Linked DNA regions of Homo sapiens: region 1 is linked to region 2. Evidence: read pairs that join two places in POLR2A ChIA-PET (ENCODE). Cell type or tissue: PC-9. All regions are shown on one strand. Links, peaks and the distances in the headings refer to the core of each region. The heading gives the core; the rest is flanking DNA.

Evidence for each region. ChIA-PET counts read pairs that join two places held together with the same protein. Peaks named below come from ENCODE experiments on the same cell type or tissue, not always from the same donor. Only the 100,000 strongest peaks of a DNase experiment are listed, where the experiment ranks them.
Region 1: POLR2A ChIA-PET joins it to region 2 with 5 read pairs; 2 of 35 experiments call an interaction of 5 or more read pairs at or near these places.

The regions. Positions count from the first base shown.
Region 1 is chr17:27,550,518-27,555,897 of GRCh38, reverse strand. It overlaps KSR1 (kinase suppressor of ras 1), which reads right to left. Exons shown (of 21, transcript NM_001394583.1): 2 at 5,190-5,330. LOC124903960 (a long non-coding RNA gene) reads left to right here and starts at 3,811. Exons shown (of 2, transcript XR_007065680.1): 1 at 3,811-4,011. In PC-9, for the core only: a CTCF peak has its summit at 2,879; DNase peaks (open chromatin) are centred at 2,737, 3,347 and 3,907; H3K4me3 peaks cover 291 bases; H3K27ac peaks cover 3,398 bases.
Region 2 is chr17:27,224,463-27,229,842 of GRCh38, reverse strand. No RefSeq gene overlaps it. Among named protein-coding and RNA genes, the nearest start is that of MIR4522, 67 kb to the left of the region's middle. In PC-9, for the core only: no CTCF peak of the experiment used is centred there; a DNase peak (open chromatin) is centred at 3,012.

The DNA.
Region 1 (5,380 bases), core at 294-5,293, 330 kb before region 2:
TCACTTTATCTCCTTTGTTTCATTTTACCCCCTACAATAAACACATCTCTTCTAATAAAACCAATGGTTCATTTGAGAAGATGAAAACGTTCCAGTGGTGACAGTCACAAAACAGTGTGAAAGTATTTAATGTCATTGAACTGTAAACTTAGAAATGATTAAAATGGTAAATTACGTTATACGTATTTCACCACAGTTTTAAAAAATAAAAATAATAAAATCAAAACAAAGCAGAGCGAATAACTCACCAGGCTCCCTGGGGAAATAACTGATTCTAGAAGTGGGGTTAGTAAAAAACAGAGGGGGCTGAAGCATACTGTAGTGTCAGAAAGCAAAGGAAGTGCTACACACGGAAGTGCTACACACACACACACACACACACACACGCCAAACAAAACTGAAGGATGGGCAATGTCACAGAGTGCAGGAACAAACCTGCAAGAACTCCCAATGGCCAAAGCTGGAAGAACTTGAGAAACAAAATAAATCATGTAGTATTGGATTAGAACCCAATGTGTAAAAGAAAAAGACATGAGCCTATACTGATATAAATGACTGAATGAATAAATAAACGGAGGAGAAAAGACAACTCTTTCCTACAGAAAAGTTCCAAATAATCTGTGTAGATACACCCCCAGAGGAGATGGAGCTTAACCCACCTACCCCTCATACCCCCCAATCCTAAGGGAGGGCTCACTTCCAAAAAACAAAGTAGTGTCAACGTCATGAAATTAAGGGAAGACTGAGAAACTGTCACAGAGCAGAGGAAACTGGGGAGACATGATAAATCAAAATAATGTAAACCATGCGGTGCCCTGGATTGATCCCAGAAAAGAGAGAGGACAGTAAAGGAAAAACTGGTCAAACCTACATAGTCTGGAGTTGCGTTCATTGTAATATACCAGTGTCATTTCCTCAGTTTTGACAAAGGCACTGTGGTCACGACAACGTTAATGATGGGGAAACTGGGTGAGGGGTACATACGAGAACTCTCTGTACATCCCTGCAACTTTTCTGTAAATCTAAAATTATTCCGAAATAAAAAGTTTATTTAAGAAAATAAACAATGGTTTAGAACAGTGGTCCCCAACCTTTTTGGCACCAGGAACTGGTTTCATGGAAGATAATTTTTCCAGGGACAGGGAGCGGGGGATGGTTTCCAGAGGATTAAAGTGCATTACATTTATCATGCACTTTATTCTATTACATTGTAATATATAATGAAATAATTATACAACTCACCATAATGTAGAATCAGTGAGAGCCCTGAGCTTGTTTTCCTGCAACTAGACAGTCCAATCTGGGGGTGATGGGAGACAGTGACAGATCATCAGGCATTAGATTCTCACAAGGAGCACATAACCTAGATCCCTCGCGTGTGCAGTTCACAACAGGGTTTGTGCTCCTGTGAGAATCTAATGCTGCTGCTGATCTGACAGCTGGCGGAACTCAGGCGGTAATGCGAGCAATGGGGAGCAACTGTAAACACGTTCCTCCTGCTGTGTGGCCCAGTTCCTAAGAGGCCAAGTGGACCGGTACCTGTCAGTGGCCTGGGGGATGGGTCCCCTGTTTTAGATGACAACCCACGTATGCCTAGCGTTCCATTGTTGGAATGCTAAGCACATGGGAGTTATTTATATCCTACTGCTCAAGGTCATTGCCAAGGTCTGACCGCAAAAATTCAAAAAACTGCAACCTCTGGCATAAATGGGTTAAGAAGTCAAAAGATTCTCTGACAGACGTGGGTTTTTAATGCATGACAGACATGGGTTTGGAACTCTGGCTTCTGAATACTGCACCTATTTTTGATGGGCAGAACTTACAGAGCCAATTCCCACTGAAAGCACACAGAATCCATCAGGGCCAGGGTAGGGGTCAGGGGCAGCAGTGGGTATCGAGTCAGAGTCCGAAGAACTGTCTGGGTTAAGAAACAGAATAAAATAGACCCACACCCCTGGGGCCAGCCCTTGCAGCTGAAGCCCTGGAGAGCTGCTCTAACTCAGGGTTCCCCCATCACTAGGCTTCCACACATGTACAAGGAGAAACTCTCAGAGGTAGAACTGAACCAAGGTAGCCCTCTCCCCAGTCTGTAGGAGCTGAAGCTGGGTTTACTAAAGGAAATAGCCTTTTCTTTCTGGGCTTTAGAATACTCTGGCTATAGCCCAGGAACTGACATGAGATTTGGGAGGAAGAAAAAGAGAAATCTTGAGAAGGGGTTTCTGGAGAGTCTGGGGAAGATGGAATGACAGCAGCTAATGGTTCCTTGTGGTTCTTAAAGCCCAGGAAGAAAGCTGCCAGGCCCAGGTACCTCCAGCAGGCTCCTGCAGCCCAGTCTGCCCTCCTGCTCCCCATCCACTCCAGCCTCACTTCCTCCTGGCCCTGCTGGTGAGGACACCCTTGGTACCAACTGGGGGGACGGAAGGAGGACACTTGGCCCAGCTCTGTCAGGCTGGTGTGCCGCCCTCTCTGTCCTAAGCTCTGGGCTGACTCCCGCTATCTCTCTTGATTCAGAAAACTGCCTCTAGTCAGCCATTCCCAGCCTTCCTTCACTCCCCAGGAGGCTGTTGAGAGCTGCCGTATGTGCAGGCCTCTCTAGCTGCCTCTGCTGGGTCTGGCTCTCACCTGGGATTAACAGCAGCTGAGGGTAAGAGAGAGGTGGGAAATTGTTAATTTTTCCTCCTCCACCCCCGCACTTGACTTTCACAACTGCCTGTGCCAGCAAGCAGCACATGGGTTATTCCCATTTCACAAGAGGAGGAGACTGAAGCTTTGGAAGGTGAAAGGGCTTGGCCAGGTGCCTGAATCCAGGCATTCCAAGAAGAAGGAGAGAGAAGTGGTTGAGACGGAGGACTCACAGTCAGGTGTGGAGGGGCACCCGGCTCTACTCCTCTGTGGCTCTAGGACCCTGGTGAGTTTCTATACCCACTGAGTGCTAGCTTCCTCAACTGTGAGGTGGGGAAAATGGTCTCTATTAAGTAGGGTGTTGGGATAATTAAACAACACATCAGTGTACCCATCATGACACGCCAGATGTGCTATGTGTCAACTTTGAGGCAAAAGAACCCAGAGGCTCTCAGGGGCCCCAGGACCCCACTGTGGCCACCAGTGCAGCTCAATAACCAGATAGCAGAGGCCTCCCAGGAAAGGGCTGCTCAGGCTCCTGGCAGCACAAACCCTTCATGAATGAAAAGGACGTTGGCATGGGAAGAGGGGAGTGCTACTGCATCTAAGAAATCTTTGGGTCACTTGCCCTAGCCTTCCTGGAGAGGGCCATCTCCCCTGGGGGCACCAACTCTCCCAGGGCTCATGGCAGGTGACTCATGGAGGTGACTCATGGCAGCAGGCATAGCTGGGAAGGGGGTTCTTTGGGGCTATGATCCCTACACTGGCCTCTCTTGCAGGACTTAACTGAAAGCCAGAGCTAAGAGTAACCTGTGTCACCACCCACTTGGGGCCAAACCCTGGGCTATTGGAGACATCCACCATGTCATGATGAAATCTACTTATTCAGTAAATAAATAGGTATTTATTTTTATATCTGTCGCAACCAAGCAACTGCCATATTGGGCCCGACACTCAATGGGGATTTTGTGGCAAACAAACCCAAACAGCAAGGCCGTGTCTCATGGTGCTCGCATCCCAGGGGGAGCAGACAGACCACAGACAACAAATCGGTTAGGTCACTCCAGAAAGTGGTCAGTGTCATTGAGAAAATAAACTCAGGTGCGCAGGCGAGAATGATGGGCAGGGGATGATCTTTAGATCACATCACCAGGGACGACTGCCTGGAGGCGGTGACAACACTCAACACCAGAAAAATATTCAAGGGATGAGTCATGGGCAGAGCACTCCAGGGAAGTGGGGAGCAAGTGCAAAGGTTAGAGTCTACCGAGCAAAGGAGAAGGTGAGCAAACAGAGGCGAGAGAGGCCAGATCAAGGAAGGCATCTGGCGTTTATCCTGAAGGAAACAGGAAGCACTGAAAAAGGATGGGATCCAAGTCACCTTTCTAGGTGAGCACCCTGGCTGCTGGGTGGAAAATGGAATGCAAGGGGCGAGGTGCCACTGCAGAGATTCTGCAGGAGGTGACAGCGGCCTGGACCGTGGTGCTGGAGGCAGGGAGGGAGAGAGGCAGGCGGGTCTGCAGTGTGCCTTGGGGGAGAGCCACAGGGCCTTGCCCACACAGGTAAGAGCAAGGGAAGAAGTTATAGCACATTTTAATTTGGACTAGCCATGTTCTAAATGCTTGATAATCATGAGGCTTGTGACTACCTTACAGGACAGTCCAGATAGAAATTTTTAAAAGATTTCCATATTGGGGAGAGGAAGGAAAAAAAAAAAGACCTTAATGATCATAGATTTTCTGAGTGTTAGGAGTATGTATGTGATTTCTTTCCTTCTCTGTTTCCAAAGTATCTATATATAATGAATTCATGCTACTTTTTACACAGCAGCAAAAGCCAATATTTTCAATTTTAGGATAGAAGTAGGGGATTTATGAGATCTGACTGGGTGAACCATGCCTGCCAAGTAGGACTAATCCGCACTCCATGAGAGCTGACCTGCACCCCTGGCACCTGGCACAGTACACACTCCGAGTATGCTGGTTGGTTAGTTGGCTGGCTGGCAGGTGGGTAGGCTGCACAGACAGGAAGAGAGAACAATGGAAGGAAGACAGCATATTGTAGCAGTCAGAAGATTAAACTAAATTCTGACTCTTATTTCCAAATTCCAAGCTATCATTTACTAGCTGTGTGATTTTAAACAACTTACTTAACCATTCTGTGCTTTAATTTCCTCGAGTATAAAATGGCAACAATGATAGTAATTTCCTTATAGGAGTTCATGAGAAGTGAGATTATCTATCTTACAAAACACAGAAACATTTAACACAGTGTCTGCCACACAGCCAATGCTTCCAGATACGTTGGCTGTTGTAAGTATGATGAACAAATCAATGCCCAGCGTGGGGCTGCCCTAGTTCATCAGGCAATAGCATCCAGGGCACTTGTTGGAGCCACATGTACCCTGGATCCCTCCTGGCGCTGCTGTCCCTCCCCATCCTCCTTCTCAAGACTAGAGAGCATCAACCCTTAGTCTTAGCCACGGGGAAGCTAGCCCTCGGGTTTGTGTGTGTTCCCTCTGCTTGGCCCCTCATGCCTATCCCTATGCTGAGAACCAGCTTGCATACCTGCACCACCTCCGGCCTCACGTTGAAAGTGTACAGCCAGTCGCTGAAGCGGGGGTAGCTGTTGAGCTCTGGGGTCCTCTCACCGGGAGCCACGCTCAGCTTGCACTGCCTCTGCTTACAAATGTAACGGACCAGCTTCGCCTGCAGAAAGTCCAAAAAAGAAAAGCCTGTGTTCATCTGCAGCCCAACCA
Region 2 (5,380 bases), core at 269-5,268:
CTTGAATTCCTGGGCTCAAACGATCTGCCCATCTAGGCTTCCTAAAGTGTTGGGATTACAGGTGTGAGCCACGGAACCCAGCCCATGCTCCGTTTATATAGAGTTCAAAATAGGCAAGGCTATTCTCTAGTTTCCAGGGTGGGGGTGCAGATAATACTTTAGTTTTTTTTTTTTAATCTGGATCATGTTTATATAGAGTTATTCATTTTGCAAAAATCTATTGTGCTGTGTACTTAATAATTGGTGTAGCTTTCTGTATGTATATACTTCATTAAAATTTTTACTTGAAAAAGTCCTGTTGGAATTTTGAATCATCTTGCATAAATTTATAGATGAATTTGGGAGCGAATTAATATCTTAGAATTGTTAAGGTCATCTTATCCATGAACATGTTGCTAACATTTTAAGAGAGATATTTGTCATGAGGGGTATTGGTCTGTAACTTTTTGGTTTGGGATTGTTTCTTTCTTTTCTTTTTCCTTGCAAAGTCTTTGTCTGAATTTAATAACAGTATAATGTTGGCCTCATAGAATGAGTTGGGGAGTGTTAACTCCTCTTCAATTTTCTGAAAGAGTTTGTGCAGAATTGGTATTAGTTATTCCTTAAATGTGATGGAATTCACCAGAGAAGCTACCTGGGCCTGAAGTTTTCTCTGTGGGAAGGATTTTGAACTTCAGATTCTATTTCTTTTTTCTTTTTTTTTTTTTTTGAGACGGAGTCTTGCTGTCGCCCAGGCTGGAGTGCAGTGGCACAATCTCGGCTCACTGCAGGCTCCGCCCCCCGGGGTTCACACCATTCTCCTGCCTCAGCCTCCTGAGTAGCTGGGACTACAGGCGCCCGCTACCTCGCCTGGCTAATTTTTTGTATTTTTAGTAGAGACGGGGTTTCACTGTGTTAGCCAGGATGGTCTCGATCTCCTGACCTCGTGATCCGCCCGCCTCGGCCTCCCAAAGTGCTGGGATTACAGGCGTGAGCCACCGCGCCTGGCCAATTGTCTATTTCTTTAATAGATACAAGACTACTCAGATTATCTATTTTTTTCTTTTCCTTTTTTTTTTTTTTTTTTTTTTTTTTTGAGACAGAGTTTTGCTCTGTCTCCTAGGCTGGACTGCAGTGGCACGATCTCTGCTCACCACAACCTCCACCTCCCAGGTTCAAGCAATTCTCCTGCCTCAGCCGTTCAAGTATCTGGGATTACGGGCACCCGCCACCATGCCCAACTAATTTTTTTTTTTATTTTTAGTAGAGACAGGGTTTCACCATGTTGGTCAGGCTGGTCTCGAATTCCTGACCTCAGGTGATCCACTTGCCTTGGCCTCCCAGAGTACTGGGATTACTTCCAGTCCTGCAAGCTCCATTAAGGGTAAATGCCGTATACAGGTGTACCATTTTACAGGCATAAGCCACCATGCCTGGCCATCTATTTCTTGTTGAATGAGTTTTGGTAGTTTGTCTTTCAAAAAATTTGTCCTTTTCATCTAAGTTGTCATATAAGTTTCCCTAAGGCCAGGGGTGGTGGCTCACATCTGTAATCCCAGCCCACTGAGGGGCTGATGGGAGATTGCCTGAGGTTTGGAGTTTGAGACCAGCCTGAGCAACATTGCAAGACCCTGTCTCTACAAAAACAATTTTTTAAATTAGCTGGTTGTTGTCGTACATGCCTGTAGTCCCAGCTACTCAGGGGTCTGGGGTAGGAGGATCGCTTGAGTCTAGGAGTTTGAGGCTGCAGTGAGCTCTGATCATGCCACTGCATTATATGCTTGGGTGACAGAGTGAGATCCTATCTCAAAAAAAATTGTCATAAAATTGTTCATAAAATTCCCTTATCATCCTCTAATATCTGAGAGCCCGTGGGGATGTTGGCTGTCTCATTCCTGATATTGCTAATTTTTATCCTCCCTTTCTTTCCTGATTAGTGTGGCTAGAAGTTTTCAATCTTATTGATCTTCTCAAAGAAAGAGCTTTTTGTTCCACTGAATTTTTTTCTATTATTTTTCTGTTTTCTAGTGTGTTGATTTCCACTCTAATCTTTGCTATTTCCTTTCTTCTGATTACTTTAGATTTAATTTACTCTTCTTTTTTGTTTAAGAATCTTAAGGTGGAAGCTGAGAACATTGACATGAAAAAAATAGATCAATGGACTCAAACAGAGTCCAGAAATAGACCTGCACTTACATGGACAACTGGTTTTTATTAAAAGTGCAAAGACAACTCAGTGGAGAAAGGACAGTCTTTTAAATAAACGGTACTAGAATAACTGGATATCCATAGGCAAAACAATAGATTTTGATTCTTATCTCATAAAATATTCAAAAATTAATTCAGATGTATCACAGACCTAAAGGTAAAACCTAAAACATGAACATTTCTAGAAGAAAATCTTTGTGACCTTGTATTAGGCAATGATTTCTTAGCTACACCAAAAGCATAATCCATAAAAGGAGAAATTGATAAACTGGACTTTAGCAAAATTAAGAATCTCTGCTCTTTGAAACATCTTGGTAAGACAATAAAAAGACAGCCCAGAGACTGAAGTAAATATTTGCAAATCATATACTTAATAAAGGACTTGTATCCAGAATATACTCAGCACTCTCAAAACTCAATAATAAGAAGCAACTCAACTTTTTTAGATGGGCAAAATATTTGAATAGATATTTCACCAAAGAAGGCATGTAGATGGCAAATAAGTGCAGTCATGTGCCACTTAGCAACAGAGATATGTTCTGAGAAATGTATTGTCAGATGATTCTATCATTGTGCAGACATCGTAGAGTGTACTATACAAATCTAGACGGTATAACCTACTATACACCTAGGATATGTGGGATAGCCTATTGGATAGGCTACAAACTTGTACAGCATGTTACTGTCCTGAATATTTTAGGCAATTGTAACACAACGGGAAGTATTTGTGCATCTAAACATAGAGGTGGCATAGTAAAAATATGTATAAAACAGAAAATGGTACACCTGGATAGGGCATTTACCGTTAATGGAGCTTGCAGGACTGGAAGTTGCTCTGAGTGAGTCAGTGAGTGAGGGTGAGTCACTGTGAAGGCCTAGGACATTACTGTAACTACTGTTTACTTTGTAAACACTGTACACTTAGGCTACACTAAATTTATTTTTAAAATATTTTTCTTTCTTCAATAATAAATTAACCTTAGCTTATTGTAACTTTTTAATTTCATAAACTTTTTGATATTTTAAAACTTCTGACTCTTTAATAACACTTAATGTATAACACACATTGTATAGCTGCACAGAACAATTTTTTCTTCATATCCTTATTCTATAAGCATTTTTCTATTAAAAAGTTTTTGTTTTTTTTTTACTTTTTAAACTTTTTTGTCCCAAACTAAGACACAAACACACACATTAGCCTGGGCCTACAAATCATCAGGATCATCAATATCACTAATATCACTGTCTTCCACCTCCACGTCTTGTCCCACTGGGAGATCTTCGGGGGAAATAACATGCATGGAGCTGTCTTCTCCTGTGTTAACAATCCCTTCTTCTGGAATACCTCCTGAAAGACCCAGCCATTCCACTCCTGAGTATTTATCCAAGAGATATGAAAGTATAAGTCAATATAAAGACTTGGATATGAATATTCATGTCAGCTTTATTTGTATTAGTTCAAAACTGGAGACAACCTAAATGTGCATCAATGGGTGAATGAGTAAACAAATTATGGTACATACAAACCATGGAATAACACTACTTGGCAATAAAGAGGAATACATTACTGATACACACAACCCCAGGGATGAACCTCAAAATAATTATGCTGAGTTAAAGAAGCCAGACAATAAAATTGCTGGATAATTCTATTTATATAAAATTCTAGTAATGAAAATTAATCTATAGTGACAAAAAATGGTTAATGGCTGCTTGGGAATGGGAAAGGGTTCAGGGAGAGGTGAGAGGAAAGGGTTGCAAAAAGACATGAGAAAAGTTTTGGGAATGATGGATATATGTTCACCATGGATATATGTTCACCATTTTTAGGGGTGGTGATTGCACAGGTGTATACATATGTCAAAACCTAAATTGTTCACTTTAAAATGTACTATCAATTGTAGGTCAGGTACACTTCAATAAAGCCAGGCACAGTGGCTCATGCCTGTAAGCCCGGCACTTTGGGAGGCTGAGGTGGGCAGATTGCTGGAGCTCAGAAGCTCAAGGCAGCCTGGGCCACATGGTAAAACCCCATCTCTACCAAAAATACAAAAATTAGCCAAGTGTGGTGGTGTGAACCTGTAGTCCTGGCTACTTGGAAGGCTGAGGTGGGAGGATTGCTTGACCCTGAGAGGCGGAGGTTGCAGTAAGCTAAGATTACGCCACTGCACCCCAGCTTGGGTGACAGAGTGAGACCCTGTCACAGAAAAAAAAGAAAAAGAAAAAGAAAAAAGGCATGTCTTTCATTATCTGAGTCTTTTAAAACATCCTTTAAAGGAGTTTTATATTTTTCCTCATAAAGATTTTGTGCAGTTGTGTTAGGTTAATTCCAGGATACACAATAATTTCTGGTGCTACTGTGATGTATCTTAATTCATATTTTCTCACTACTTATTGTATTAGTAGTATCAGTTATGTCACTTATGTATGGCTGCATAATAAACCACTCCCTAAACTCAGCGAATAAATACAACCATGTTGTTACTTACGAACCCAGGGGTCAGAGTTTCAGGCAGCGCTCCACAGGAAGTGCTCCACATGACATCAGTGGGGTGACTGGACTGTCTTAGAGGCTTCCAGATGGCTTCATTCACATGTCTGAGGGCCTGATGGTGGGCAGGAGAGCAAAGGCACATTGCAAAGGGATGGATCCAGAGAGGCATGATTCACTGGAGACAGTTTTTAATATTTTACCTTAATGAGGAGGAACACTGTATTGGTTAGATTTATGTGTCAGCTTGACTGGGCCATGGGGTGCCTAGGTATTTGGTCACACATTATTCTAGGTGTTTCTGTGAGGCTGTTTTTTGGATGAGCTTAACATTTAAATTGTAGACTGATGCAAGCAGATTGCCCTCTATAATGTGGATGGGCCTCATCCAATCAGTTGAAGGCCTGACCAGAAGAAAAGGCTGACCATCCGCCGAGTAGAATTCTCCTGCCTGATGGCTTTTGAAATGAGTCATTGGCTCTTCCTGGTTCTACAGGAGCTTTCTGACTTCACACTTAAACTGGGATATTGACTCAGACTTGGACAGATTTGGATTTGCCAGCCTCCATAATCACATAAGACAATTCCTTCTAATAAATCCTTTATTATTTCTTATAATAAATGAATGAATGAATGTATCCTACTAATTCTGTTTCTTGAGAGACCCCTGACTAATACAGCATTATTAATTTTGTAAGTGAT